Linked DNA regions of Homo sapiens: region 2 is linked to region 1. A link is an interaction called in ENCODE POLR2A ChIA-PET data of the cell type or tissue named here. Cell type or tissue: B cell. All regions are shown on one strand. Each heading gives the region's core, and the rest is flanking DNA. Links, peaks and the distances in the headings are about the cores only. Region 1 overlaps RIPOR2 (RHO family interacting cell polarization regulator 2). Region 2 holds the start of LOC102724765 (a long non-coding RNA gene).

Region 1 (15,417 bases), core at 5,546-10,545:
TTAATACCTCAAAAGAAAAAGTTAATGGCCTGTGATCAAAAACAGCTCTAGGGCCAGGCATGGTGGCTCATGCCTGTAATCCCAGCACTTTGGGAGGCTGAGGCCGGTGGATCACCTGAGGTCAGGAGTTTGAGACCAGCCTGGCCAACATGGTGAAACCTCATCCTTACTGAAAACACAAAAATTAGCCAGGCGTGGTGGCGCACACCTGTAATCCCAGCTACTCAGGAGGCTGAGGCAGGAGAATCGCTTGAACCCAGGAGACAGAAGTTGCAGTGAGCCAAGATCACGCCACTGTACTCCAGTCTGGGTGACTGAATGAGACTCTGTCTCAAAGAAAAAAAAAGAAACAGCTGTAGGAAATTTTGCCTTGTTACTTGGTTAAAAAAAAAATTACCTTCAGGTGCCCAAATAGAAAGCCCACAGTGATTGCTATTTGGGTGCTTTCCTGATATCCAGTGATATATCAGTGACAGATGTCTGTGATACAGACAAAGTAAATAAAGACATAAGGATACAGTGATCTGCATGGGTTTTCATACTCTGAATCCACTAGACTGTAAATTCTTGAGGACCAGAACCATGTCTGGTTTACTGTGGAATCTCTCATGCCTTATGAATAGTCTGGTTCATGGAGTGCTCAATAAATATTTGTGGAACAAACAAATAGAAGAATTGTCATTAATGGCCTTTACCTCCTCCTCTATTTTAGCATATAAACTAAATAGTAAGAATTTTTTAATTAGAGCCATTTTGGAATCAGTGAGATTCAGTGGAAAGAACCAGGGAAAATGGATTCTACTCTGGAAAAGCAAGCTCGTCACTTCACTCCTCTAGACCAGGAGTGTGCTGTGGAATGAGGAATTTAGCTGATCATCAGAATTCCTGAAAGTAAGAACTCTGGGCCCCATCCCAGGAAATTCTGATATAGTGCATCCGGAGTGGCACCCAGGAATATTGGGTTTCAGACACTCAGCTAGGTTTGACCCCATAGGTAAAGTGGTTTTTAGCATTCCTACCAGCTGGCCGGGCACAGTGGCTTACACCTGTAATCCCACCACATTAGGAGGCCAAGGCAGAAGAATTCGACTAGCCTGGGCAACATAGTGAGACCTCATCTGTACCAAAGGTTAAAAATTAAAAATCAGTCCTGGCTACTCAGGAGGCTGAGGCAGGAGAATTGCTTGAGCCCAGGAGGTCAAGGCTGCAGTGAGCTATGATTGCTCCATTGCACTCCAGCCTGGGCAACAAAGTGAGGCTAAAGTTCCCACCAGTTGTGAAATGCCAAGTCTCGTGGTACTCTAGACCTAAATGTCAAAACACGATTTAACCTATTTTTCCCCCATAGGCTACTGAAAGCATTAAAATGCTGGTGACATTGTGTCAATCTGATACTGAAGAAATCAGAAATGTGGCCTCAGAAACCCTCTTGTCTCTGGGTGAGTTTTATTGTTGTTGTTTACATGATTGTTTGCTTCTGGCACTCTCTAACGGATGTTCCCATTTAGATGTTCCCTTCTCCAGTAAGGAGAAGTTTCATGTACCCTGTTTAGCAGTTTCCCCGCTGTAGGCTGTCTTCTCACACACAGAGTACGAAGAACTGATCAGTGTCTATCTCACCCCAACTCCTTGTTCTGTCTGGATGCTGAGAGTGAACTATATTGTCTGGAGACTTTCTATATGGATTGATCAGTCTGTGTACTATTTAGAATCAAGAACACAGAAGTCAAACCATAAAGCAAAGGCAATAGGAATCCAGGCTGTGTTGCCAGGTGGGGTTGACATTCCCTGGAGGACAGAAATTGGGTGAGGTACCAGAGATGCATCCCAGGGAATGCTGTAAATCCCCAGGTATCTCAGCCTCACCCTGACTCCCAGGTTAACCTCTGACTGCCCTGTGGCCTCTGCCCATCTGAGCCCTGATACCTAAGAAAAGAATTGGAGTACTTATTTTATTCTGAAATATCCAGATAATCCTTCCTCTTCACTTTATTTTATGAAGGTTCATGCCTAGCAGGCATTATACATTTATTCTTTTTTGGGGACTTGGGAGGGTGGGGAAAGCCTTTCTTAACTCTGTATTAAAAAGTATAAATAGCTGGGTTTGGTGGCTCACCCCTGTAACCCCAGCACTTTGGGAGGCCAAGGTGAGTGGATCACTTGAGGTCAAGAGTTCGAGACCAGCCTGGCCAACATGATGAAACCATGTATCTACTAAAAATACAAAAATTAGCCAGGTGTGGTGGGGTGCACCTGTAGTCCCAGCTACTTGGGAGGCTGAGGTAGGAGAATCACTTGAACCCAGGAAACGGAGGTTGCAGTGAGCTGAGATCATGCCACTGTATTCCAGCCTGGGTGACAGAGCAAGACTCTGTCTCAAAAAAAAAAAAAAAGAAAAAAGTATAAATAATTATTATAAATAATTTTACTTCAACAACACAATCTTAAAGTATAAAAACTATGCTCCTAGAAATCCTCAGACATAATCCAATCAATACTGCAGCTTAGAAAAAAGCTACCCTTGTTTAGTGATACTAACTTAACAACATGAAGAAGAATCTCATGGCATTTATAATCACTGTGAAAATCCCATTTATTGTTAGGCCCTCTTTCTTACAATTATGGGTTTAACAAGGCTTCATTCTGCTATTGAATATATGATTTCTTCCACAGAAATCTTAGCCAGTATATATTTGTTTAAAGAATAAAAGTTATTCCTTATGGTTGTATTAGGCATAGAAATTATTTAATTCTCTAAAAATGTACCAAGGTATTATTAGTTTAAACTCCTTTATCCCTTCATATTCTAAAATAACCATGAAGGTAAGCCAGGCGCTTATAAAGCATAGCCAACGAAGCTTCTATTTCCAGTGTAACCTAAGGAAGCTGATCCTACAGAATGTGCCCCGGGCCTCACTGGAGCTGTGCAAACAGCAGCATCTCCAGAAGCCATCACCATACCTGCTTCACCTTAGCTCTTCATGCACACTGCTCATATCAGCCCTGGGCCCTCTCACACCACCAGTGTGCAGTGCTCAACACTGGCTGCACATTTGCCAGGGAAGCTTAAACAATCTACTCCCAAAGATTCTGCTTTCATTGGTCTAAGTGTTCCTTGGCATCAGGATTTTTTAAGGATTTTTTGAAGCCTCCCAGGTGATTCTAATATAAAGTTTGAGACCCCCCTGAAGTCAATATTATGAATCTTCTTTGACCCTAATACACAAATACTGGCACATTTTTCTCTTACACAAATGACTGAATTAATATAGTGAGGATAGTATTTTCAATAGGAATTGATAAAATGCCCTATGACAAAGGGCAGAAGGTCATTGCGGGCACTTAAAGGACTCAGGGCTGCAACTATTTACCAACTAGTATGGAATGATTTCGACATTTTAACCTAGAGCTGTCCAACAGATCCCTCCATGGTGATGGGATTGTTCTATATGCGCACTGTCCAGTATGACAGCAGCCATCCTAAATGGCTGTTGGGCTGTTCACCTTTGCCACCATGGAGGAACTGAAGTTTTAAGTTTACTCAATTTTGAGGATAGCTGCTCCTTGACTTACAATGGGGTTACATCCCAATAAACCCGTTGTAAGTTGAAAATACTGTTAAGTCAAAAATGCACTTAATACATCTTACTTGCAGAACATCATAGCTTAGCCTAGCCTACCTTAAACATGGAGTCTCTCTCTATCACCCAGGCTGGAGTGCAATGATGCAATCTCGTCTCATTGCAACCTCTGCCCCCGAGTTCAAGCAATTCTCCTGCCTCAGCCTCCCAAGTAGCTGGGACTACAGGTGGATTCCACCACACCCAGCTAACTCTTTTTTTGTATTTTTTGGTAGAGATGGGGTTTCACTGTGTTGATCAGGCTGGTCTCAAACTCGTGACCTCAAGTGATCCACTCACCTTGGCTTCCCAAAGTTCTGGGGTTACAGGTGTGAGCCACCACACCCAGCTGAACTTCTGATTAGGCACAACTATTTCCATCTTTGTCTCACTTGCATTACATGTATGAAAGCCTGCTTCTTATCACTTGTCTTTGCATTTTATTTTCTCATTTTCTAAATCATTTTTTAAAGTAGAAAAATAGAACAAAACATTAAAATTATTTGCAATTGCATCCTAACTGTTCAAGGTGGCGTTACGGACAAAACTGAACTAGCTGGTGGCTGGTAGAAGGCATCTCTGTATGTTTACATAGTAAAAAGTAATTTTTAGCTGAAGTTTGAAAGCCTAAGATTGATTTTACCACATATCATTTAGATGTATCGATATATAATGTATACAAGTAAAAGTTATGTAAAAGTTCAGTGCATTAGCCATATTGAAATCCCTAATGTACTTAAAATATAATCCATACAATTGCTCTAAAATAAATCGATTATATGAAATCATCAACATCAAATGGCCATAAGACTTCTACTCTGTTTCATACCCTGGCATTCTTTTGGTCTCTGGCATTAATTAGCTCAAAAGTTCTTGGTTGTTCTAAGCATTACCTGGAAAACAATGACATAATTAGGAATAACAAAAGATAACTTTTCCTTACCAAAAGTTAGCATAGCATATTATAGCAACCCATCCCTAAACAAATGGCACTATGTTACTTTGAGTAATTAATAAAAACGTTGTTTGAATTGGTATTCATGTTTAATGTTCTGTATTTAGGAGAAGATGGGCGGCTGGCATATGAACAATTGGACAAATTTCCTCGAGACTGTGTTAAAGTCGGAGGTCGTCATGGAACTGAAGTTGCCACAGCCTTTTAATTACAGGTTAACTGCCTAACAGCTGTCTTAATATCTGGCCCTTTTCATCAGGATGGTGCTGTGGTTTGGGCTGGAAATTGTTTAGAGCCTGAGAGACACGACAACTGAAATAAAAATGTAGGCCAGGTGCAGTGGCTCATGCCTGTAATCCCAGTACTTTGGGAGGCCAACGCAGGAGAATTGCTTAAGCCCAGGAGGTTCAAGACCAACCTGGGCAACATAGCAAGGCCCTGTCTCTACAAAAAAAATAGTTTAATTAGTCAGGCGTGGTGGCATGCACCTGTAGTCCCAGCTACTTGGGAGGCTAAGGTGGGAGGATTGCTTGAGCCCAGAAGATTCAGGCTGCAGTGAGCCATAATTGCCCCACTGCACTCCAGACTGGGTGACAGAGCAAAACCCTGTCTCAAAAAACAAAACAACAACAACAACTAAAAAAACATGTTATAGAAAGAATTCAGAGTCTCGTTTCACAGTACCTATCTACTTTTCCTTTGGCCAATATAGAATAGGGCTATGGTATAATTCAAATATATTACATCGTCGATTGTGTCTAATAATACTCAGTGAAAGAGTCCATCTTATCTTAATATGTATGAAATTTAAAAATAGCCATCTTTGTACTTTTTTGCAAGTTTCTCTATAAGCTTGAAATAGTCATGTGATACTTCGACAAACATCATATGCCTTGCAGTTTTTCTCGGTCGTGTTCTCAGGGTTGAGTAGTCCCCTTAGCTACCTAACTTTACTTTCAATACAAAGCACAAAAAAGAATATCTTCAAATAAAAGTTTGCCTGCAGAACCTGGCAAAATGACCCATTAGGAGAGTTTAGATGTTTTAATTTTATGTGCTCCCAGCTACTCTGGAGTCTGAGGTGGGAGGATCACTTGAGGCAGAGGTTGCAGTAAGCTGAGATTACACTACTGCACTCCAGCCCATGTGACAGAGGAATGAGAGCCAGTCTCAAAAAAAAAAACAAAAAACTCCCATAATTTATTTTGTTTCTTTTCCCCATCCTGAAAATTCCCAAATCATGTTTCCATTATGGAAAAATGATAAGTAAATGACTAAGAACTACATTAAGATTATGCCTATACACTTAAACAAAAAACTCAAAGCTTATGCTTTTTTTTTTTTAATTAATGAGAGCTATTTTTTATGATATTCTTACCATAGGGGTGTTTTGCTGCTAAGACAAATCAAAACCAAAAGCTGTAGATTCACAAACCTGTGATGCTCTTTGAGGTGGAGGAACCTAGAAGTCAGAGAAATCCTAATGGAGTAGGAGTGGAGGAACATTTAAAGTGGTCCCTCCTTCTGTAAAAATGACCGTGGGATTAGAAAGAAGGACATCCTGAGGGGTGGTTACTGCCCCCAGGGAAATCACTCACTGGTAGGATTCCCTGGCCAAATAGTTCAAACATCAGGTCCCATTATTGCTTCAGTATCAGAGATGCAAGTTCATTAAGCAAAGTACAAGACCATTCAGTAGCTCTTATTAAAATATCTTTTCTTCCTCTAAAGAGTGTACAAGGTGGGGTATGCCAAGGTATCAAAACAATATATGTGAGTGTAATTTAAACTGTGGAATATCAACTGTACTATGGACGTGTTTGTATCATTTAGATGTCATTTTAAATATTTACATTTTAGCAAGACTTTTAAAAAGGACTCATTTCATTTCAAAGTGCAAATTGTTTGCCAGGCTTCTGGCAAATGGTTCTTTCAACTGTGAACTTATCGTGTACATATCTGTATATTTATAAATATTATATATATTCATACATCCTTCACTTTAAAGGTACATTGTACAGTCTGTAGTTAGGAGGTATAGCCTATAGCTTATGTTAAATGGTTGAAATGGTTCTTTTTATAGAAAGTCAAACACAGATGTTACAGGATTTTGTGTTTGGTTTGTCATTTTTTTATTTTTTATTTTGACTATTGCATGAGTAATTAATTCCAGATCTTTTGTATTCACTTCTGTATTTTATGTTTGGTTGAGGGGTGCTTTTAGTTGTGTGGCATTTGTATTCATTGATCTTTCAGTCATGTAAGTTAAAATAAAAATTATTTTTGAATTACTAGCATCATGTGCAGTCTGATGTTATTTTTTTTCACATGCCCTTTCTGAGTTGGTATTTACAGAACACACTGCACCTCATTTTCACCTTTATTTTATTTTATTTATTTATTTTGAGACGAAGTTTTGCTCTTGTTGCCCCGGCTGGAGTGCAACGGTGCGATCTCGGCTCACCGCAACCTCCGCCTCCCGAGTTCAAGCGATTCTCCCACCTCAGCCTCTCGAGTAGCTGGGATTGCAGGCATGCACCACCACACCCTGCTAATTTTGTATTTTTAGTAGAGATGGGGTTTCTCCATGTTGATCAGCTGGTCTCGAACTCCCAACCTCAGGTGATCTGCCCGCCTCGAGCTCCCAAAGTGCTGGGATTACAGGTGTGAGCCACCACAGCTCGTGCTTTTATTTTCAATTTGAAATTCCTTTATCTCTAAATAGAGATAATAAATCTCAGTTTGTTGTAAAGCTAATTGGAGAGAAAACAGCTAAGTTTCACTGTTGTATCTATGAGCAGAGACTGTGAGCTCCTTGAGGGCAAATAGGCATGGTGGCTTACCCCAAGATCGTGCCACTGCACTCCAGCCTGGGCAACAGAGTGAGATTCTGTTTCGGGGAAAAAAAAATAAAAAGTGCCTTCACTGATTTGTGTATGTTCTGTTCCCACTCAGACCCCACCAGCATCATCACAAAGAAGCCCTTGACTTTCAACTCTGACAGTATTTACCAAGTGACTCGTTAAATACCAGTGATTGCTTTTACTGAGTCAGTGGTACAAACATTTTCCTCTATAAGGTTTGCTACTATACTGTTTAACTAAATTGCCTTAGTTACTTTACAAAATTGTAAAGTAAAATTGTAAACCTTAGTTCACTGAAAAATGCCAGTACTTCTCGCTGTATCAGAAAAACTCAAATAAAATACTTTTATCCCTGACTTTTCCTGGAGACAGTACCTCTTAGTAAACAAATATTATCTTTTGATTTTGAGACAGTCCTAAGTACACCTTGTTCAAGGAATAATAATTGTTTGCTAAAAATTAGAACTCTAACTTCTCATGCATTCAACAAGTATTTGTTGCTTACTTACTATGAACGAGGTGTATGCCAAGGACTGTTCTTGGCACTGGAAATAGAGTAGTAGAGAAAAATAAAAGACACAACAATCCCTGCCCTCCCAGGCCTTATATCCTGGCAAAGCGAAGACAACAAAGCAGAGAAGGGGAAAAATGATTGCACAAGGTGGGGTGAAGACAGACACAGGGAGAAAGCAAAGATCACAAGTTTAAAGAGAGTAGTCAGGGGCCGGCACAGTGGCTCACACCTGTAATTCCAGCACTTTGGGAGGCCAAGGCTGAGGATCCCTTGAAGCCAGGAAATCAAGACCAGTCTGCATGGCATACTGAAACTCCCATCTCTACAAAAATTTTAAAAACCAGCTGGACGTGGTGGCGTGCACCAGTGGTCCCAACTGCTTGGGAGGCTGAAGCAGGAGGATTGCTTGAGCCCAGGAGTTTGAGGCTGCAGTGAGCTACGATCGTGCCACTGCACTCTAGCCTGGGTGACACAGCAAGACCCTGTGTCAAAAAAAAAAAAAAAAAAAAAAAAAGGAGTGCAAAGGCCTCACAGAAAATTACATTTGAGGAATGACCCGAGGAGCTATTGGGATGAGTCACGTGGATTATCTCTGGGAAGAACCTTCCAGGCAGAGGCAACTGGAGGCAACTAAAATATTCCTCTCTAAAATGCTGGAGATTATAGTGAAAAGGTTAAAACAGGGACATATTCTGCCACTCCTTTCTGCCTTGGTCAGCTCATAACCAGAGCTCAGAGACAGCACTGCCAGAGGACCCAGGAACAGACTTTACTCTTCCCATCAACTTACCTTCAGGCATTTTCTCACCTTTCGGAAGCCTGAAGATGGTCTTTTCTTTGTCTTGTCACTAGATAGGATTCATGGCTCTTAGTTAAAATGCTATTTAAGCAAAGCCCCTAAGCCACTGCCTAGAGAGAGAAATACTTTGGAACTGAAGTCTCTCCTGCACATTGGGTACAACACACATTAATAAACTTCCGTTTATTTTTCTTTTGTTAATCTGACTTTTATTTTCAGGACAGTGTCTCAACTAAAAATGTAAAAAGGGGAAAAAAAGAAATGATGTTTTCTCCCCTGCACAACAGTAAGTACAAAAGCCTTGAAAAGAGGCCATGCTTGGTGTTTTGGATTTTCTAGTACCCACACTTAAGACAAAGAAAAAAGAACAGGTGATATTAATTATAATAATATATTTTATTTAACCTAATGTAAAACATTTCAAAATATGATCAATATAAAAATTATTGAAATATTTTACAGTTTTTCCTACTAAGTCTTCAAAGTCCAGGGTGCATGTTGCACTCACAGCACATCTCAACTGAGACTAGTCACATTTCAAATAGCCATGTGTGGCTACCTTATTGGACAAGGAAGGTCTGTTTTTCCCAATTGTCCCAGTAATACCCTTTATAGCATACACAAACACACACACAGAGAGACACATACACACGTGTTTATGTACAGAATCCAAGCAGGGATTACATTTTTATTTTTATTTATTTATTTATTTTTCAAGATGGAGTTTCGCTCCTGTTGCCCAGGCTGGAGTGCAATGGCACGATCTCGGCTCACTGCAACCTCTGCCTCCTGGGTTCAAGCAATTCTCCTGCCTCAGCCTCCCGAGTAGCTGGGATTACAGGCATGCGCCACCACGCCCGGCTAATTGTGTATTTTTAGTAGAGACGGGGTTTCGCCATGTTGGTCAGGCTGGTCTTGAACTCCTGACCTCAGGTGATCCGCCCACCTCGGCCTCCCAAAGTGCTGGCATTACAACCATGAGCCACCACCGCGCCTGGCCATTTATTTTTTTATTTTTTATTTTTTGGGGATGGAGCTTCACTCTTGTCACCCAGGTTGGAGTGCAATGGCATGATCTCAGCTCACTGCAACCTCTACCTCCCAGGTTCAAGTGATTCTCCTGCCTCAGCCTCCTGAGTAGCTGGGATTACAAGCGTGCACCACCACGCCTGGCTAATTTTTGTATTTTTAGTAGAAAAAGGGTTTCACTGTATTGACCAGGCTGGTCTTGAACTCCTGACCTCAGATGATCCACATGCTTTGGCCTCCCAAAGTGCTGGGATTACAGGTGAGAGCCACTGCACCCGGCCTACATTTTTATTTTAGTTGTCATGTCTCTCAGGCTCTTTTAATCTAGCAGAGTAACCCCAATTTTTTTAAGCCTTCACACATTAAAATATTTGAAGAGCATATGTAGGTATATTCTGTAGAATGTCTCAAATTTGGGATATGTTTTAAAGTAGAGCCAGTACATTCATTGATAAGTTGAAAATGAGATGTGAGATAGATAGAAGCCAAGGATGAATCTAGAATTTTTTACCTGAACAACTAGAAGGATGTAATACCATCTTCCAAGATATAGAAACTGAGAGGCAGCCAGTCTAGGGAGGAAGACCTGGAACTCTGTTTTGGACATGTTAAAACTGAAAAGCGTCTTGGACATTCAAATGGGGATATCAAGCTTGTGACTGAATACGAGTCTGGAGTTCAGGTGAGAAATCCAGTTAAAGATATAAAATTGGAGCAGGCGTAGTGGCTCATGCCTATAATCACAGCACTTTGGGAGGCAAAGGTGGGAGGATTGCTTGAAGCTAGGAGTTCAAAACAGCCTGGACAACATAGTGAGACCCCCATTTCTTAAAAAAAAAAAAATTAAAAATTTGCTAGGTGTGGTGGCCTACAGTCCCTGCTACTCAGGAAGTTGAGGCAGGAGGATCACTTGAGCCCAGGAGATCAAGGCTGCAATGAGCTATGATTGGGCCACTGCACTCCAGCCTGGGCAACAGGGGAACATGTCTCAAAAAAAATTATATATACATATAATTAATATATATATAATATATAATATATATAACTGGGAGTCTTCAGCATATGGGTAATAGTTAAAGCCATAAACTGCTTGATCTTATCTAGGAAGTATAGATAAAGAAAAAAGGACCGGGCATGGTGGCTTACGCCTGTAATCCCAGCATTTAGGAAGCCTAGGTTGGTGGATTGTTTGAGCCCAGGAGTTCAAGACCAGCCTGGGCAACATGGCAAAACCTCATCCCTACAAAAAATTTAGCTGGGCATGGTAGTGTGCACCTGTGGTCCCAGATACTCAGAAGGCTGAGGTGGGGGGATCACCTGAGTCCAGGAGGTCGAGGCTACAGTGGGCCAAGATCATGCCACTGCACTCCAGCCTGGGGGACACAGACAGACCATGACTCAAAAAAAAAAAAAAAGAAAAAGAAAAAGAAAAGAAAAGAAAAGAAGAACACATACAAAGACTGATGAGCCTTGGGCCCTCCAATATTTAGAGGTCATAAGAAGAGGAACCAGTAAAGGAAAATGATGAGTGGCCAGGAGGAGAAAAATTAGGAGTGTGGTATCTTAGAAGCTGGGTGAAAAGTGTTTCAGAGAGAAAGGAGTGTCAAATGTCAAAGACTGACAATTCAATGACCCTGACAGGCAATGTCAGTGGAGTCATGGGGTTGAAATCTTGTTTGGAATTCATCCAAGAAAGAATGAGAAAGACTGGAGATGGTGAGTATAGCAGCTCTTTAAAGAGCTGTACTGTAAAGGAGAGCAGGGAAGTGAATGTGCAGTCGCTGTGGGAAGAAAGCATATGAAGTCAAGAGAGTTTTCTTTCTTTAATGAGAAAAAAAGCACAGCGTGTTTGTTGATAATGCAAAGGGTCCAGTTGAGATGGAAAAATTACCAAGATAAGAGAAGAACCGAAGAGCAACATCCTTGAGTGAGGTGAGAGGAGCTGATTGACATCTACTGCACAAACAGAGAGGGTATCCACAGTAACAGGAGGAAAGACAGAGTCTATGGGTACCGTAGACGCAGATAGGTGGGTGGATGCACTGGTAAGAGTTATGCAAGTTCTCTTTTCATTGCTTCTATTTTCTCAGCAAAATAAGATAAATCTATGATGTAGAGAACTCTCTTTGGGTAGCAAACAAGCAAAAGAGGTAACAATACTATGAAAGATCAATGGAAAGAAGCAAAGTACATGTGGGAATAATCAGACTAGAACGGGCAAGTTCCAAATATACCCTGCCTGAGCAAAGGTTCAAAGACAGTAGTGAGATTCATGCGCATTACGGGAAACAAGTTTAAGTTGAGGTTTTGTACACCAGAGAAATGAAAGTAAAATTGTTTAGTCCAAATAGTAGAAGGCTTTCAATGACAAGCTGAAGAATTTAGGCATATATTGCTTTCCCCTGGTTTGTATATTCCATTCCACAGTGTTGCTAAGTGATGCATTCCAGAGTTCTTGACTGTGAACTCCTGTGACTGCCAGTGGTGTACCTGAAGGACCACTGGCCTTTTTACACAATGGCTAACAGCCGATTTTCTTGTACGCAAATTTGGGTTAAGATGTATGGGTATTTTGCGGGGCTGTGTCGGCGTCTCCAGAAATTCTGGCGTGTCACTGTTAAGGGCTTTTTTGTTAAGAAGAAGGAAAAAAAAATCCCTTCAGCTGAGACTTATTTTCATGAGGAAAAAATTGTTGTACTTGGCCAAGTGTTGATGAATGAATCTCTACCCATTGAGAAGAGAGCTCAAGCTGCCCAGAAAATTGGACTGCTGGCCTTCACAGGTACTGATCTAAATGGCTGTGCTAAAATGAGTGTTTCACGACACTCATTTTATAACACTGTAGTTTAGTAATTTTTCTTAGCTGTAATCTTAAAATTCTGATAACATTTCATTGGATGAGGGATATTTGCTAAGCGAACACAACCAGGTTTTATTCACCTTGAAATACTCACTCTTGGCCAGGCACGGTGGCTCACGCCTGTAATCCCAGCACTTTGTGAGGCCAAGGTGGGTGAATCACCTGAGGTCTGGAGTTCAAGACCAGCTGATCAACATGGTGAAACCCCGTCTCTACTAAAAATACAAAAAATTAGCTGGGCATGGTGGTGCATGCCTGTAATACCAGCTACTCGAGAGGCTGAGGTAGGAGAATCGCTTGAACCCGGGAGGCAGAGGTTGCAGTGAGCTGAGATCGTGCCATTGCACTCCAGCCTGGGCAAAAAGAGCAAAACTCCGTCTCAAAAAAAAAAGGAAAGAAAGAAATACTCACTCCTGGGTGCTTGCTTAAAGGAACCAGGGAGGAGACCAGCAAGCAGAGACCTTCCCAGGTTTTTCATATCACTGCTTGCTTATCAACACACACTTTCTGGTCTTCATGGCAGCAGCGTGGGAGGTGGGGGAAAACGACAGGAAAATTCAAAGTATCCAAAGTATCCTCTACAGGGCAACAAGAATATGAACATATAAGCATTCCAAAGTGTTACTAGCTAATAGATACACCAAATACTTCTGGAAATGCAAATGCTTGTTTTACAGGAGGACCACCTGCTGGGAACTTTGCAGCTGAGTACATGGAAGAAGTGGCTCACTTGTTGCAAGATGAGGAGTTGGCACCAAAAATAAAGATCCTGCTGCTCCAGAGTGTGGCATGTTGGTGTTACTTAAACCCTGTCAGCCAGAAAAGAGCCAAAAGTCTGCAATTTATTCCTATTCTCATTAGTTTTTTTGAAGGCAGATTCGAGTCTACTATCAAAAGTGAAACAAACAGCTACCTCCTCCTTAAATTTTGGACTTGTTACGTTCTCTCTGTCATGACATGCAATAACTTGTCTTGCGTCAAGGAGCTTAAAGACCACAGTGCTCTAAAATATCATTTGCAAATGTTGGCTGCTGAGAATTGGTCTGGATGGACAGAGAATTTTGCAGAGGTGCTGTATTTCCTAATTGGTTTTCATAGGAATTAGTTTCTCTAAATCCAGTTACATGTTGCAGCTCTCTGTGTATTACCCTGGAAAACTGAAATAAACAATAAAAATCGATGTTTTCCTTTGTAGTTGAAGAGTTCTGTATAGATTTTCATACAGTTAACTGCAATAATCAAACTTCAGAAAAGAAATGCTGTTTAAAATTACCTCGTAGAGAGAGCCCATTGAGCTTGCTCATGAGTGTATTCTTTCCCATTAGGAAATAAAGATGTTAAAGCACGCAGTTAGATACAATGCGGAATATGAATGAAACCACCTTTGCAAAAATGATGACAGTGAGAAAAATCTGACAGCGAAAGAAAGCTGACCTCACTGACGCCATCTTGCTTCTAACCTCTAAGCTGCCCTTGTTCATTCCTGGGCATAGGCCAAACTAACTTTGGGAAGAATTTAGTTCATAGTTTAACTATGAAACAAAGATGATTACCTAGACTCTTCCCTGAAACAAACTCCCTCCTTGCTTGGGGACCAGACTGCTTTTATAAAACTAACACATTAGCCACAGACTGGAAATTATGGCTCAGGAGTCATACAGCCAGAGGCCACAAGATTCCAACCTCCCCGGTTGCACCTACAGATTAGTATTGAAAAACCTAAGATTGGTATTTGAGGTATTTTTCAGATCCTGCATTCTGATGGATCAGCTGGCACCACCCAGACTGCCAAGCTGGGTCTTCTGATCTTATGGTCACCAACCAGCAACTGACTCAGCACAAGAGGACAAGTTCCAGCCCCCTATGATTTCATCCCCAATGGAACCAATCAGCATTCCCCATTCCCTAGCCTCTTGCCCATGAAACTATCCTTAAAAAACCCTAGCCTCCAAATTTTCAGAGAGGCTGATTTGAGTAATAACAAAACTCTGGTCTCCCATTTAGCCAGCTCTATGTGTCTTAAAATCTTTCTCTATTGCAGTTCCCCTGTCTTGATAAATCTGCTCTGTCTGGGCAAAGAGCAAGAACTCATGGGGCAGTTACATGAATACTTGTAAAATTACAGAACTGGAATTATTATTTTTTGCCATCTATTATACGAAGGCTAGAGAGAATGTCTATCCCCAATGTCTACCATTAAATCATGAAACTCTTATTTTCTAATATATCTTTTTTTGAAGTTGATTAAAAATATGTATTTTACAACTGATTTCCCATTGGAAAAAATATGCTGGTAATTTTTTTTAACCTTGTGCTTCTGTGTAGTAAAAAAAAAAAATTATTAAAAGTGAAAAAAAAAGACCTCATAAAAATTAAGTTCATAAAATTCTGAAATTCATCAGAAGATGCATCATGTATATAACTGTTAGGAGCAATGGTGCACTTTGGGAGTTACTAGATGATATTAAACCAAGGCACTCAGAAAGGCCAAATCCTAGCCCCACCCACGGCTGCCTCCTTCAGCAGGCACTATTGACCCACCTGAATCCTTTCAGCCCTATTTCAGTACAGAACCTCCGGTGGTGGTGCTTTTGAGATGGTTCTCCAGCTATCAGAGCATGATCTGGTTGCACATGGGGCTGACTGGGAATTAGCACTAGAATTAGCACTCCTCTTGCCTACCTCCACCTGCAGCAGCCCGCAACTCCACTGGCACAAACGTTTGGATGGAGATGGAGCGCGTGTGTTCCGACACCTAAAGTTAGGTAGGCTCTTA
Region 2 (15,417 bases), core at 4,354-9,353, 230 kb before region 1:
GTAAAATGAGGCTTTGAAGTATGAACTAGTAGGTGAGGGGCAAGTGTGATCGTAGGTGGAGAAAAAGAATGGGTGAGAAAATTCAAATAGACATATTTGAAGACAGTGCACTGGGCAGATTAACTGGTGAAAAAGAAAGTATGAAATCACTTATGTTGGTTATCACCGAATCATTCTTTCAGTCAACAAATATTTATTGCTCACCTACCAAGTGCCAGGCACTATATTAGATACCGGAGACCCAGCAGTAAATAAATCATACGCCCTAAAAGGTAAGGGGTGTTGCTCTGATTCAGCTCTAGCAGCAAAGCTCTGCTCTTCATTTCTGCCTACAGAGAGGGATTCCCATTTCAGCCCATTCCTGCGTGCAGTCAGACACACCTGCCCTCCCCCTGCCATTGCACGGCTCCTCTGACGCGAGGGCAGACACAGGAGCCCGGTGATCGTCTCTGCTTGAATAAATTACCGCCCCATCATCTTCATGCATAAAACATGGCACAGGAGGCTAGGGCAGCCCAGCACAGCAGCTGCCTTCGGGCCAGTCGGAAGTTAAGGGAAGGAAAGGCAAGGCAAGTTACAAGATAAAAGAAGTCAACGGAAGCCTCAAATACTCTTTTTTTTTTTTTTAAGAAAAGAACAAAAAGGGGGGGGTTAAGTTTTCTTTTTCATTTTTATACGTCTGGACTTAACTTCCAGGATAGCTGCAAGACCCTTTTGTTCCTTTGCCATGAGCAGGTTTTAGGCCGCTCTGTTGGGACCATGGTGTTACCTTCGCGATTACACTGGATCAGAAACAGGCCATGGAGGGACAGGATCCGGAGGCGCCAGCTCAACCGTGAGTGTCCCGTCTGGTGTTACCTACTCTCTGCCTTTGTTTTCCACACTTTCCCGCAACACACTCATTTCTTGCCCTCTGCAAATCTTCTCCAATCTTTCCCCCTTCCTCCTCTCTTCCACTTTCCTGTGCTCCGTTTTCCAATGGACTTTGGTATTTTTTTACCGACTCTCTCTCTTCCTATTTCCTTCCCAGCCCTATCCTAATTAGAGGTAACTAGATACATTTTGTTTCAAGTGGTGAGCAAGACAGGGCCACAGGGCCTCTTTTCTTTATTTCTCCAACCAGATGGAAAATACAAATAAATATTTACATCGGTCAAGGAGTCATGTGAATTGGAATTTTTGTTTATTACAGTGGGGAAAAAAATGGAACATCTGAATCAAACAGGTTATCAGCAGTGTCGCTAGATGAGGTGAAATTCAAGGATCAGTGAGTCATATTTCCTTTAAAGGGCCCAATTGTATGCTTCTTAAATTATCAAACTCACAACTGAGTAGACAGGAACTCTAACCAAAAGGGAGTTTTTAGTGCTGGAGTAATCTGAGAATGAAAAAGCATTTCCTATGTATGCCAAGACCATTTCTCATGAACAAGTAACAAATTTGTGTGTGTCTGTTTTTAGAGATGTTTATTTATCTCAGATGTCAGCAAATTCAAATGGGTGGAGGGCTGGGCTGCTAAGAAGAATGAGTGAAAGGGGTCTGTTTTCACAGGGGTAAGGAATAGTTCACTTTCTTCCTGTCTCTGTTGTGAGAAAAATGATAGTGAAAGCATGATGATAAATGACAACTGACATTTGGCCTCAATATGAGGTAGCAATAGGCAGTGGTAGAGGGTGCAGCAAATGGGGAAATATGTGTCCCATCATAGTGGGGCACCCACCATTCAATGCCATCAGATTGTTTCCATGAGGAATGGGGTAGAGGTTGGTGGATTTTCCAATTTTTCAAAAAAAGCAGGCAGATGCGGTAGCTCATGCCTGTAATCCCAGCACTTTGGGAGGCCAAGGCGGGAGGATCATGACGTCAAGAGATCGAGACCACCCTGGCCAACATGGTGAAACCCTGTCTCTACTAAAAATACAAAAATTAGCCGGGCGTGGTGGTGGACGCCTGTAATCCCAGCTACTCAGGAGGCTGAGGCATGAGAATCACTTGAACCCAGGAGGTGGAGGTTGCGGTGAGCTGAGATCGTGCCATTGCACTCTAGCCTGGGCAACAACAGCGAAACTCTGTCTCGAAAAAAAAAAAAAAAAGCAAGAAACACTAATTTCTATGTGAAAGCTCTCAAGTTTAAATGTTGGCAGTTTATTCTTTGAATTTTAAATATGTAATACCAATGTTCTGAGGCAACGTGTGACAACTGTGGACCACCAGTAGCCAAGCCCTGGTTTATGTGCTAGGTGTTGTTCTCATTAGAAGTCCATCACACAGGCCGGGCGCGGTGGCTCACGCCTGTAATTCCAACACTTTGGGAGGCCGAGTTGGGCAGATCACCTGAGGTGAGGAGTTGAAGAGCAGCCTGGCCAACATGGTAAAACCCCATCTCTACTAAAAATACAAAAATTAGCCAGGCGTGGTGGTGGGCACCTGTAATCCCAACTACTCAAGAGGCTGAGACTGGAGAATCGCTTGAACCCAAGAGGCGGAGATTGCAGTGAGCGGAGATTGTGCCATTGTACTCCAGCCTGGGCGATGAGCGAAACTCCATCTAAAAAAAAAAAAAAAGTAGAAGTCTATCACACAGTGTTCTTTATGCCTAGATGCCTAGTTATATGTTGGCAACTCTTCCTTATGTGTTAAAAGCCCCTGGTATAGACAATTAAATTAAGATGAATGAGTGGCTTAGGAACATGTATCCAAAATAGTCACAGTCTACTAGTTTCGGAGGCAAGCTGAGCTGGTTGGATTCCAAATGACAATTCAAAGACAAGCAAACAATTTGCATCAAGCAAAATACTTCTTTTTCTTTGATATAATTGAAGAAGCCATCAGTTTTCTCTGGGCCTTTACCTTCTTGATCATGTTTCTTTTACTTGCGCGTACCTTAAATTTAAATTCCAGTTTTTATGAAACTTCATTCTATATCTGTAGGAAATTAGTTGTGATCCTAAGTTTTAATCCAATACCTCCGTTATGGAATCCGTCACTGAGAAAAGCTGGATTATGGATCTGCATGGTTTCACTAGTATGGATGGGAAGTCGGCCTATACTCTTAAAATAAGAGTTATCAGAAAAGCCTGCTTTACTACAGAAATTTCACTTAAATTTTGAGACTAACATCTGAATACTGTGCTGATTTCTGCATGGTTTTAATATGAAATGATATATTAATAGATGTTGAATGTAAGCTCAACATTAAGCAGGCTGGTCCTGACCTCTTTGGCATAATGCCTAAGGAGGGAATTCTGATATTCTTCCAGGATGGTCAAGAGCCCTGCTGCATGAGAGTCAGTGTGAGTTAGAAACAGGAACAGGATCAAGTGACATTTTTGGAGGGTTGCATTTTCCAACTCACAAAAGACCTGTGCATGTTTGCAGGCAGCGAATCAGAGAAAGTGGAAAGGGAGAAAGAGTGAAGACACCTGCGAGGGAAGGACGCTTATCACTGCAAATGTCAGCCTGCAAGGGTGGCCCTCAACAATATTTTGCAGCTGCTAAAATCTGCTTTGATAACGTTTCCTGTCTTCTTTCTCTGAAGCTTTTCTCATAGGTCAGCGTTTCCTCCAACTTGGGGACTCAAGTTATATAATCCTTTGGGGTTATTTTGTCATTAAGAAAAATAAATTAGTAAACCCCTTTTCTTTAAATACACAGAGGGACCTTGAATGGCGATAGGAGGGACATGTGCCACCACTGTCCATTTCCATGCCCATGCAGACATTGGTAATCAACCACAGCTCTCTCCTTTTTCCCCACGGGGGCCAGGCCCTGGCTTGGAATCCTTTCTAATATAGTGCCTTAAGCTGCCATGTCTAATCAATTAGAATTGCCTCACTGGTTGAAATTTATGTTTGTTTTCTAGTGCTTTGTAACAAATTACCACAAGTTTATTGCCTTAAAACAACATACATTTTTTATCTCACAGCTTCCATGGGCATGAATTAGCTGGATTCTCTGCTCAGGGTCTCCCAAGGCTGCAATGAAGGTGTTCTCTGGGGCTGCAATCTCATCTAAGGCTCAGGGTCTCCTTCCAAGCTCAATGGTTGTGGGCAGAATTTAGTTCCTTGCAGTTGTAGGCCTGAGGCCTTCAGCAACTAAAGGCCACCCATTGTTCTCTGCCACATGACCCTCTCCATAACATGGTAGTTTGCTTCCTCAAGGCCAACAAGGGTCTTTTGCTGCTTATAGACTCTTCTTTAAAGGGCTCACCTGATTAGGTCAGGCCCACCCAGGATAATCTCTCTTTTGATTAGTTAAAAATTGACTGATCAAGGACTTTAATTACATTTGAAAAATCCCTCATTTTTGCCATATAACATAATCTAATCACAGAAGTAAAATCTCATCATATTTATACCCAAGGTTCAAGAACTATACAGAACCTGTATGCCAAGGGGCAAGAATCGTGGGGCCATCTTCAAATTCTGCTTACTACAAAACCTAATTGTCATCTTTGCAATAGAACTTCGATTTTGAGCTACTGGAAAGCTTTAGGTTTTTTGTTTGCTCATTTGTTTGTTTTTGTTTTACTTTTTATTATGAGAATTTTCAAACATTCAGTAAAGTTGAGAAAATAGTATAATGAATCTTATATATCTATCACCTAAATTTAACAATTATTAACATTTTGCCATATTTGCTTCATCTAATTTCCTGTTGAAACATTTAAAAATAAATCAGACATTATGACATTTTAGTAAGAGCGTCTCTAAAAAATAAGTACATTTTTCTACATAACTGCGTAATAAAATTAACAATGATCCCCACATATTATTTAATACCCGGACCATATTCAAATCTCCCCAGGTGAGAACAAATCCTTAATAAGCTCTGCATGCCTGTAACCCTTAGTAAAATACCTGGTACCTCATCTACTCAATAACCGTTTGGGTTCCATCAAAATTAAACTCATAGTAAAGCAATGGATCCCAAAGTTCATCTTCCCTAAGCCTTCCTCACTTCTTCCTTTCACCCCCAGAATCTGTAATGAAATATTTATTTTCTTTTCTAGTCCATAGCAGTGTAGTAAAAAAATAATAATAATAATCAAACCAAGGTATGAGAACGGTAATATGTTACCCTTCTTAGGGATATTTGAATTTTAAAAGAGGCCAAAGGTCACTACAAAGACACACATGTGTGATACTGAGCAGACATTCGGGAGAAGGACCTATCTGGTGTCCTGTAAACCCTGTCAAGCTGCTTACCTGTGACCTGCCCAGGTAAAGAGGAGTATAGACACAGCAACAGCCCGTGGGTGCCTGGGCCTTCTACATGATGACAGCAGGGTCAGGGCAGGGCACGGGAATGAGGGGTGGGCACAGATAACTGAATGCCCCGAGAGCCTTTCTTTCCTTTAGTCTGCCACAGTTGGGGTGGGCGATTAAAGGAAAGAAACCCTGAAAAGTATATAAGCTTTGACAACCAGGAGATTTGGCTTCAAATCCTGCTTCTACAACTTCTTAGCTGTTGGCCTGTGGGCAATTTATTCCACCTCCCTGAATGCCCACTTCCTCAACCTTAAAATGCTTATTACAGTAACACCCACCTCCCATTGTTATTGGAGGGGATTAAAAGACATAAAATATGTCAAGTGCCTAGCACAGTTCCTGGCAATGTAGCTATTGGGAGCTGAGGGCCTAAAAATGGTAATAGTGGCATTTGAGGCAGTATGAAGGGCTTACCATTGCCACCTCCACATTTTTTCCCAAAATAATGGGAGACATGTCATACTGGAGAAGGCATCCCCATCTTCCTCAGCCAGGCACCCTACCCTCACATTCAGCTGGCTTACACCACACCACACAGGAGGCAACACAGATACACTAGGGAAAAACTGATCTTGGCCCCTAGGGGTGTGACTCCTGTTCTTCTGGGAAAATGGAGTGTTTGCCCCCACAGAGGATCTCCAGGCTATTTTCAGTACAAGTAAATGCAACCAGATGACAGAGCCCACTTGGAACTTGTTTCGCCTCTTTAAAAAGTTGAACTCTAGCCTAGCGTGGTGGCTTACACCTGTAATTCCAATGCTTTGGGAGGCTGAGGTGGGAGGATCACTCGAGGCCAGGAATTAGAGACCAGCCTGGCAACATAGCAAGATCCTGTCTCTATAAACATTTTTTTTTAAGTTAGTGGGCATGGTGGTGTGTGCCTGTAAACCCAGCTACTCAGGAGGCTGAGGCAGGAGGATTGATTGAACTTAGGAACTGGAGGTTACACTGAGCTATGATCATGCCACTGCACTCCAGCCTAGGTGACAGCGCAAATGCTGTCTCAAAAAACAAAACAAAACAAAACAAAAACCCGTTGAACTCTGTTAGGTAGAGCTTTGATGGAGGCAGCCACTGGTTAGCACTTTTTGTGGACTCCAATCAGAGGAATGGAAATGAGTTTTCTCTGTCCCACTGAAAAGACAACAGTGACAAAGCTGATATGCACTTGAGATTAGGGAATCTGCTGTCTCAGAGATACCACTGGCGACTTCCTCCCAGTGTCAATGTGACTTAATTGTCTTGTTCTGCTTCGCCGGCCATTCTCCTGACTCAGTGTGATGGCATTCTTAATTGTGACTGGGCAAGGGGACCTGGTCAAGCAGCAGTCTGAATCCCACAGACGATGCCCTGGACTGTGGTTGGGGCTGTGGGACTTCGAAGGAGGGCTCTCCTGTCTGCCACCATCCTGGGTTGACAATTCTACACAAGGAGGTAAGAACCCAGCTGGCTATTCCTCACTGCACGTGCAGCTCTGGAAGGCACTCTGATTCATAGAAACAGTCTTAGATTTTCTTCTAAATACCACTGTCTTCAGATGAGAACCTGAAGGCAAGATCTCAGGGAGACAGAGGGGCCCGGGATAGGAAGAATATGTGGGCACCTCTCCCACAGTCCTCCATCTGCACAAGGCTACCCACTCTGCAGATGGCCCCTGCTTGCAGAGAGATCCAGCGTCAATTTACAGAGCAGCCCAGCTTCCTATCAGCTTTCTGTCCTGGCTCACCTGTTATCTGGCAAGGGTCAGGCCTTGACCACACTCATGTTTCTCCCCCGGCCTCCTCCACTCTGGGATTTTGTACCGGTATGGGGAGGCACTACGGTTGCAGATTTAGCTTTTCAGCGTGGATACAAGCACCCAAGTGTCCCAGACCACAGCAGAAACCGTGTTGCTGCCGTTTCCAACCTGCTGATTTGGTCTCTTGCTGCCGTTCTGACCAACAGAATTGCTACTGACTGACAAATCCCTTGTGCTGCGATTTTAGGCTTCAGGCTGGGCTTCTCTGCTCTGAAGTGGAGAAGGATATACCAGGAAAATTCCTCTCTTGGTTTCTGTTTCTTTTAAGCTACAAGCTTAAAGATTTGAGAGGAGGTCAGTGAGGAGTTTACCCCAAGTATAAAAAAGAAAGAAACCTTTTAGAACATTCTGTATAATTCATAGGTCACATATTTTCCTGGGTTTCAGTCTAGACACCTGCTAAGTTTATCCATTAACAGCCTCATCCCAGACAACAGGCGGCTGGGCCCCACAAAGCCTGGGTTTCTCCCCAGTTCTGAATCTTGTTTACCAACAGCTCTGCCAATTACAGAGAATGCTTTTTGTTTTAGGGACCCTAGTGTTTATACTGGCATAAAAATTATTTATATACCTTCAAACATGTTGTTACCTATTTTCTCATCATTCAGAAGAATACTTGCTTCTGTAGAAGGCTTACCCTCTTCCTTCCTGCCTGAATGATTAAATCCATGGGTACAATTGCCAAATGTCCAATTCCAGTTTATACTGTCAAGGAAGAAAAATGATGGGAAACTGGAGAATGGAAGGTACTTTGAATAATTCAGGGAGGTCCGTTGGTTGAGAAAGTGCTCTCTTTGTATGTACATGATCTGGACAGATATTTTAGCTGTCTCCAGCCGAGGATGGACAAAAGAGAGGGTGTGGAGGGAAAAGGAAAGGAGAGGAAGAAGCAGCAAATACAAATACAGCTAACAAACATAAAAAAGAAAATGAAACCAGCAGAGGGATTAGAGAACTCAGAGCCTCGATGGATTCTGAAGTCTGTAATTCTCAGGTTGTTTGTTTGATGAAGGATCTAAAGAGCCCAAAAGTTAATCACTAGAATGATAACTTGGTCTCTGGTTGGTAACAGAAAATTACCAGAATAGCAAATTTTCTCAGAAGCATTAAGCTAGTGTATCAAGTTGGGGGTAAGGAGGATCTTAGGGAATGCAAAGCATCTTGAAATATGTTAGCCTAGATTCAACCCACTATGTGAGTACCAGTTTTTCCTCTGAAATAGCAAGATCCAAGAAATTGTTTCACTGCGTAAGAACATGTTAACTATATACACACCCCTTACCCCCTCCTACCCTACCCACCCCCCCAACAGTTGTCAAAACTGTAAACTTGGGCAGTAGCACTGAAAAATATGTCTTGATTTTGTTTTCATCTAATACAAAGCTAATATGCGCATGTTGTATAAAAATCAAACAATACAGAAACATACAACAGAGAGAAAGTCATCTAGAATTCCCAGCCCTCACCCCGTACAGCGTAGCACTCCCATTTCTTTTGTAAAATATACTAAATATATATATATATAAAACCTTTTTGTAGTTTGTTTTAAAACGTTACCAATTCTCTATACATTCAAAAATAAAATTAAATAAACAAGTATGAGAAAAAATGCAAATTGAATGCAAACAGAAACCAATGAACTGTATTTCAAATGAATAGCACAACTACATGGAAGAAAAAGAAAAGAATTAATCCAAGTAACATTTGAACACAATACTTTGGCTAAATATCCTCAGTCAAAAAACCAAAAAAAAGAGAATAAAATAATAAAAAAATCTTAAACTCTGTTTAGCAGATTTGTTTTTTGTAGACCACAGTTATAACAATTCTAAAACTATATTGTGTATTGTAGAACTAAGCAAACAAGTACCTACAGGATGTGTTGGGAGCCTGTAGGATGTGTTGGGAGTTCTCATTGTGGGAGAAGGCAGATACAAATATAAAATGAGTGAAGACAAAAAAGAATCCTATTTGTTGCCCTGGAATTAGAATAATCTAGACAGACAGACAGACACAGATACTTCCTAGCTCTGTCCACTAAAAGGATCTAGAAGCAGTAATACCCAATAGCAATGAGCAACTTAGTACCCAGATGTTGGTTTTTAAATATCACTCACACCAAATGGAATGAGGGCTTCTTGGAAAAATGCTGATACCAGGGCTGCAGCAGTTAAATTACAAGATGAGGCTGAAACACCTTGTGCCAGAAAATAAAGAAGTGCTCAAAAAATTAAGGGAATCTGTCAAAAGGACTGGGGAGCTGCCTTGGAGGGGCTTCTACTGGCAAAACTGGGACACTGTGAGCATCAAATAAACAATGATGTTAATAGATTATAGCCCATTAAGTTAAATATCCATTTTTTAAATGTTAAAAATAAGAGCTAAAACCATAAAACTTTTTTTTTTTTTTGAGATGAGATCTCATTGTGTCACCCAGGCGTGTGGCGCCGTCGCGGCTCACTGGAGCCTCACTGCAGCCTCGAACCCCTGGGATCAAGCCGTCTTCCTACCTCAGCCTCCCAAGCAGCTGGGACCACAGGAATGTGCCACCATGCCCGGCTAATTTTTAATTTTTTGTAGAGACAGAATCTTGCTCTGTTGCCCAGGCTGGTCTTGAACTTGTGGGCTCAAGCAATTTTCCCATCTTGGCCTCCCAAAGTGCTGAGCTAAATATATTTTTAAGTGGGATCAGAATAATACCATGTTCTACAACTTACTGTTTCATTTCACAACATAACTTGGGTACCTTTTTATGTCAATAAATAGCAATACATTTCTTCAAACAGGATCCATATACCCAAATCCAAATGAAAGCTTGTAGAGTTTGGGACACTTTAAGTGTATCTAATCTGAACCACTTAAATATTAAAAAATGATTATAATTGTAAAGCGGATTGTATTGGTTGGGAATTGAACCGTCCACGTACTTACTTATGGAGGCCTGATGTCTGTGACTCTCCAGCCATGCTGTGCTGCTCTTTCTGTTTCCAGCTGGAAACTGGGCTATTTTAAAGGTCAGGGTAATCGGGAGAAGGTATGCATATCTATTATCAAAAAACTATGCCTCACATACTCTTTGAAGGGGAGATCTTTTCATCCTCCACCAAACAGAGGGCGATTTGGAAAGAAGACCATTTCCAATCCCATCAAGGGTTGGCTCCAGGGGTGCCTGGTTTCTGAGGCACCAGAGAGGTTCTTGTGCTTGGGAGCAGGTGGCTTAGTTCTTATCTCCATTACAGGGTGGGATGGAAAGAGGCACACAAAGCCTGAGCCTGCAGAAAGAACCAGGCAATATCAAGAAAAACGGAGTCTGAGATACTTGCTAACACTTTGAATTGCTGCTGTCCAAAGCTTGTTCCCTGAGGTTTGTTACAAATTGAGTGAAATTAATCCAATCCTTCAATTTTCAAGCAAGTGAAAAAAAAAAAAACACCATAAAGGATTCGCTTGCTGATACCGCATCAAAGGGAGGACAGTAAATTCATGTAAGTGAGTCGGCAAAGAACCCCAAGAGCTCAGCTCTTCCCCTCTGGACCAAGGGAAACTTTACTCCTATTAGGATGGTTTGAAGGGGAGAGGGAGAGTACTCTTGAACTCATCAGAGAGTATGAAAGCAAGTGTATGGGTCTACAAGCAACCCTCTAAATGGCATAGGTGGTGAAGAAAATACATTAGATGTATTTTCAAATGTTTTCCAACATTTTATTATTAATACGTTTCACATATAGAAAAGTTGAAATAATTATACAGTGAATATACTAAATATATATATAACCTTTTTGTATTATATATAATATATATGTTCTATGGATATTATATATATTCTATGGATATCCATAGAATATATATATATTCTATGGATATTTTATATATATATATATATATATATATATATATATATATATATATATATATATAACTACCACCTACATCACATACCTAACCATATACCTATCTATCAATCCTTTGATAAATCTTATTTTTAATGCTTTAAAAATAAATTGCAGACATCTGTATACTTTATTCTAAACACTCATATATATGTATATATATATATATATCAGTCAATCTTTGTTCATAGTTTAAAAAAATTTTTAGTCATGTTTATTGAGGTGTAATTACATAGAGCACAGCATACTTTTTAGTGAGCAGTCCTATGAGTCTTGACAAACACCTATAGTCGTGTAACCACCACAACAATGAAGATATAGAAGAGTTCCATCACCCCAGACATTCCTTCATGCCCCTTTGGAGTCAATCCTTTTCCCCAGCTCTTGTCAACCAGTGATCTGTTTTCTGTCCTTATCATTTTGGCTTTTCCAGAATATCTCATAAGCCAGTTACAGTGGCACAGGCCTGTAGTCCCAGCTACTCGGGAGGATGGCTTGAGCCCAGGAGTTCTGGGGTATAGTGTGCTCTGCTGACCGGGTGTGTGCACTAAGTTTAACATCAATATGGTGACCTCCTGGGAGCGAGGGACCACCAGGTTGCCTAAGGAGAGGTGAACTGGCCCAGGTCAAACACAGAGCAGGTAAAAACTCCTGTACTGGTCAGTAGTGGGATCGTGCTTGTGAATAGCCACTACACTCCAGCCTGGGCAAGTGCAATTGCAAGACCCCGGCGCTGGGTGCAGTGGCTCACATCTGTAATCCCAGCATTTTGGGAGGCAGAGGTGGATGGATCACCTGAGGTCAGGAGTTCGAGACCAGTCTGAAAACACGGAGAAACCCCGCCTCTACTAAAAATACAAAATTAGCCGGGCATGGTGGTATATGCCTGTAATCCCAGCTACTTGCGAGGCTGAGGCATAAGAATCACTTGAACACAAGAGGCAGAGGTTGCAGTGAACCGAGATCACGCCATTGCACTCCAGCCTGGGCAACAAGAGCCAAACTCCGTCTCAAAGAAAACAAACAAACAACAACAACGAAAAACAGCAAGACCCTATGCCTTTTAAAAAAAAGCCAGAATATCTCATAAACAGAATCATACAGTATGTAGCCTTTTGAGTCTTGCTTCTTTCACTTAACATGATCCAAGATGTTGCATGCACATTTGTTCCTCTTCATTGCTGAGTAGTATCCCATTATTAGATGTATTCTTATAAAGTATAGTTATTTGCAAGTGGTAAGAACTCTAATCACCAAAAAGCATGAGTAAACATGATCATCAGAGGGGACAACCCCCAAGTTCTGGGGCACCCCAATTCTATCCATAGCTCTGGTCCTCTCTCAGGGGAAGCTCTGAGCAAACGAGGGACTCTGAACCCTCTGAATCCCACTCCACCTCATGTGTACCCTGGGAATATCATCAGTGGCAACTACGAAGGGACAGTTTATTCAATCAGCAGTAAATGATTATGATTCAGAATGTATTAGGCCAGTCGTCAACCCTACATTTTTTTCTTTGACATTGTATATGATTATACAACCTGTACAGAAAACAGAGATCTTTTCCCCCCATTTAAGACCTGCAGCCAGGCTGACACAGACAAGCAGAGGTAGGAGGATACAGAAGAACAAGGATGGGAGAGAGGGGAGAGACACTATAGTGGAGGCTGTAACGGTCCTGTCATGCTAAGACCAAGTTATGGAGGAACCACGAGTCCCACTAGGTTTGAAGAGCTTTCTGGCTGTCTAGTTCTCCCACTCCATTTTCTTTCCCTACCTTGAGTTAAAAGTGTGTTTTCAATCTAAAACAATAACATCCTGCACACAGAAGGGAAAGAGTGAAAGAATATCTTGATCTCTTAAGAAAAGCATATAGTTTAACTTCATGTTTTTAACCCAGCTTTTAACTGAGTAGCCCAGACATCATTATAATTCCCTCAAAGGACAAAAAAATCAATTTTCTTCTATTTCCCCACAGCAGTTACAAAATGAAGATATCTGGTTTTTTTAAGATGAGAAGCATAATCTTCAGGGTAAGGCTACATAGTTTTTTTCCTTCGCCCTCACTCCCAGTGCTGTCTCTATTTCTGTGTCATCTGAGAAGTGATGTGGGGCACGGAGGGTCCCAGCTCAGGGTATGGGACTTGCTTCCTGGTCTTGCCCCTGCTCATCTGTGAGGCATCAGTCAGACCACTCACTCTCTCGGTACAGTCAATACATGAACATTCCTTTGTGTCCAGGCCAGAGTTTGTTCTTGGTTTCCTATCCACCCCTTTTTTCATTACTTCTTCTTCTTTTTTTTTTTTTTTTTTTTTTCTTTTTTGAGACGGAGTCTCGCTCTGTCGTCCAGGTTGGAGTGCAGCGGCGCGATCTCGGCTCACTGCAGCAAGCTCCGCCTCCCGGGTTCACGCCATTCTCCTGCCTTAGCCTCCCAAGTAGCTGGGATGGAGTCTTGCTCTGTCGCCAGGCTGGAGTGCAGTGTCGCGATCTCGGCTCACTGCAACCTCCACCTCCCGAGTTCAAGCCATTCTCTTGCCTCAGCCTCCCGAGTACTTGGGACTACAGATGCGCGCCACCATGCCCGGCTAATTTTTTGTGTTTTTAGTAGAGACGGGGTTTCACCATGTTGGCCAGGATGGTCTCGATCTCTTGAATTCATGATCCACCTGCCTCGGCCTCCCAAATTGCTAGGATTACAGGCGTGAGCCACCATACCCGGCCCTCGTCATTTCTTTGAGGGCACCCTCTCCCAGCACTCTGCTGCCTCCAGTTGTACTGAACAATGGTGCCTTCTCTCAGTCCTAGACAGAGCTCCATTCTCAGGGCCTTTCCTTACCTCATCCCACATCAAATCAGATCCACTATTCCCCATACTTTCCCACCCTGGTGTGGACCAGATGAAGGGCCCTAATGTGTCAACCTGATAAAATTGATTAAAACTTCACATTCTTAGTGGTGGAAGTGATTTCACATGCATTATCTCATTGGAGACTCACAACTACCCTGAGGAGCTAGAAGGATCTGTACTATCCCTGCCCCCCAATTTTTTTCTTATGTGGAAACTGAAGCTCAGAGAGAAAGGAGTAAGACAGTACATCTGTCATTTATTTGGGGTAGTATTAGTATCAGGCATTGTGCCAGCTCCCCTATTGGGCATTATTTCACTTAATCCTCAGTCCAACCCTATGAGGTTGGTAATTGTATCCATTTTGCAAATGAGGAGGCTGAGGCTCAGAGAAGTTAAAGGACTTATTAAAAGTCACAGGCCACAGTGTGGCAGAACAGAGCCAACATTCAGACACATGTGTACAAGTCCAGAGCGGGTTTTCACTGCTGGAACTAGGACTCAAGCTCAAATCAATCAACTCCTAATTTTATGGTTCTTCCAGTGGCCACCCTCTCTATTCAGAAAATGCACCCTACCACCTATCCCCAAATCTCAAAACATGGGCCCGGTTGAAATGCACACAGCTCTGGGAGTCTCCTAGAGGCAGAACAAGGGCTGGCGATGTCTGAGGGCAGCTAAGGAGATATTTGGAAATCTACTGGAAACTGCATCTTCCTGCGCTGTGCTAGATGTCCAGGTATCTGAGAATACAGTGAAGGAAAATTAACCGAATGTTCAAATCTCTACAGAATGCCTAGCTTGAGTCCCTGAATACTTTTTTATGCAGGACGAGGGTGGTAGGGGCCACTCAGAAAGAAATCTGAACACGCAGAACCCTCGGGCTTAGAGCTGTTAGGGGTCATAGGCAGCCAGCTCACTTCCAGCGGACAGTGCCCACTCCCCTTTCTTCTCAGAGCCCAGCCAAGAAGGATGGCTCAGCGGCCCGACTGGAGCACCTCTGCCCTCCTCGGCTCCTGGGCGTGTCTCCGGGGATTCCTGTTCGGTGATGCCCTGACCCACGGAACTTGCCTCTTCCCTCTTGTTCAGTCGGTTTACCAACCTGGGGGCGTCTGCGGATCAAGGTGTTTGAGAGGCTGGGCTGAGGTAGAGAAGAGGGTGGGGCAGGAGCACCTAAGTCGCTCAGGGATTTGGTGACTCACACGAGGGGAGGGGGGCCCTCTTTCTCCCCAGCACTGGGGGCGCCCAAGGCTGTTCCCATGCTTAGCAGAAGATGCCCCTCTCATCCCCCAAGGGGCCTGCTCGGAGTGTGCCACCTGCAGCATGGCCACCACGAGGCCGGTTATGTATTTATTTCCTGGCAGAGCTGAACCCCAAACGCTTTTCCTTCTGTGCCGTGCGTGAAAGAAACAGAAACCGCTGCACAGCATGTCTATGTTTATACCCTGGGCCCTGACCCTCCCACAGAGGCCAGCTCGTAGACTTTTCTTTCGCAGCCTGGGGATGGGTTTGTACTTCACCCTCGAGCGCCTCCCCCTGGGAACCCGCAGAGGGCTGGGTGGCTGTGCAGTCCTGTGTGCTAAGTGCTTTTCTTCGCTTCTCGATGCTTGGGCC

What was found. ChIA-PET counts read pairs that join two places held together with the same protein. Peaks named below come from ENCODE experiments on the same cell type or tissue, not always from the same donor. Only the 100,000 strongest peaks of a DNase experiment are listed, where the experiment ranks them.
Region 2: POLR2A ChIA-PET joins it to region 1 with 8 read pairs; 2 of 35 experiments call an interaction of 5 or more read pairs at or near these places.

What each region holds. Positions count from the first base shown.
Region 1 is chr6:24,795,739-24,811,155 of GRCh38, reverse strand. It overlaps RIPOR2 (RHO family interacting cell polarization regulator 2), which reads left to right. Exons shown (of 22, transcript NM_001286445.3): 21 at 1,349-1,439; 22 at 4,683-6,872. The coding sequence ends at 4,783. ARMH2 (armadillo like helical domain containing 2) reads left to right here and starts at 12,239. Exons shown (of 2, transcript NM_001282492.2): 1 at 12,239-12,563; 2 at 13,319-13,821. The coding sequence starts at 12,299. The coding sequence ends at 13,746. It overlaps LOC124901280 (a long non-coding RNA gene), which reads left to right and starts at 15,320. Exons shown (of 3, transcript XR_007059510.1): 1 at 15,320-15,406. In B cell, for the core only: no CTCF peak of the experiment used is centred there; no DNase peak of the experiment used is centred there.
Region 2 is chr6:25,027,269-25,042,685 of GRCh38, reverse strand. LOC102724765 (a long non-coding RNA gene) reads left to right here and starts at 6,545. Exons shown (of 2, transcript NR_187803.1): 1 at 6,545-6,704. It also overlaps a transcript of RIPOR2 not described here and the pseudogene RN7SL334P. RefSeq lists an enhancer at 14,995-15,234. In B cell, for the core only: no CTCF peak of the experiment used is centred there; DNase peaks (open chromatin) are centred at 6,575, 7,095 and 8,085; H3K4me3 peaks cover 2,365 bases; H3K27ac peaks cover 3,547 bases.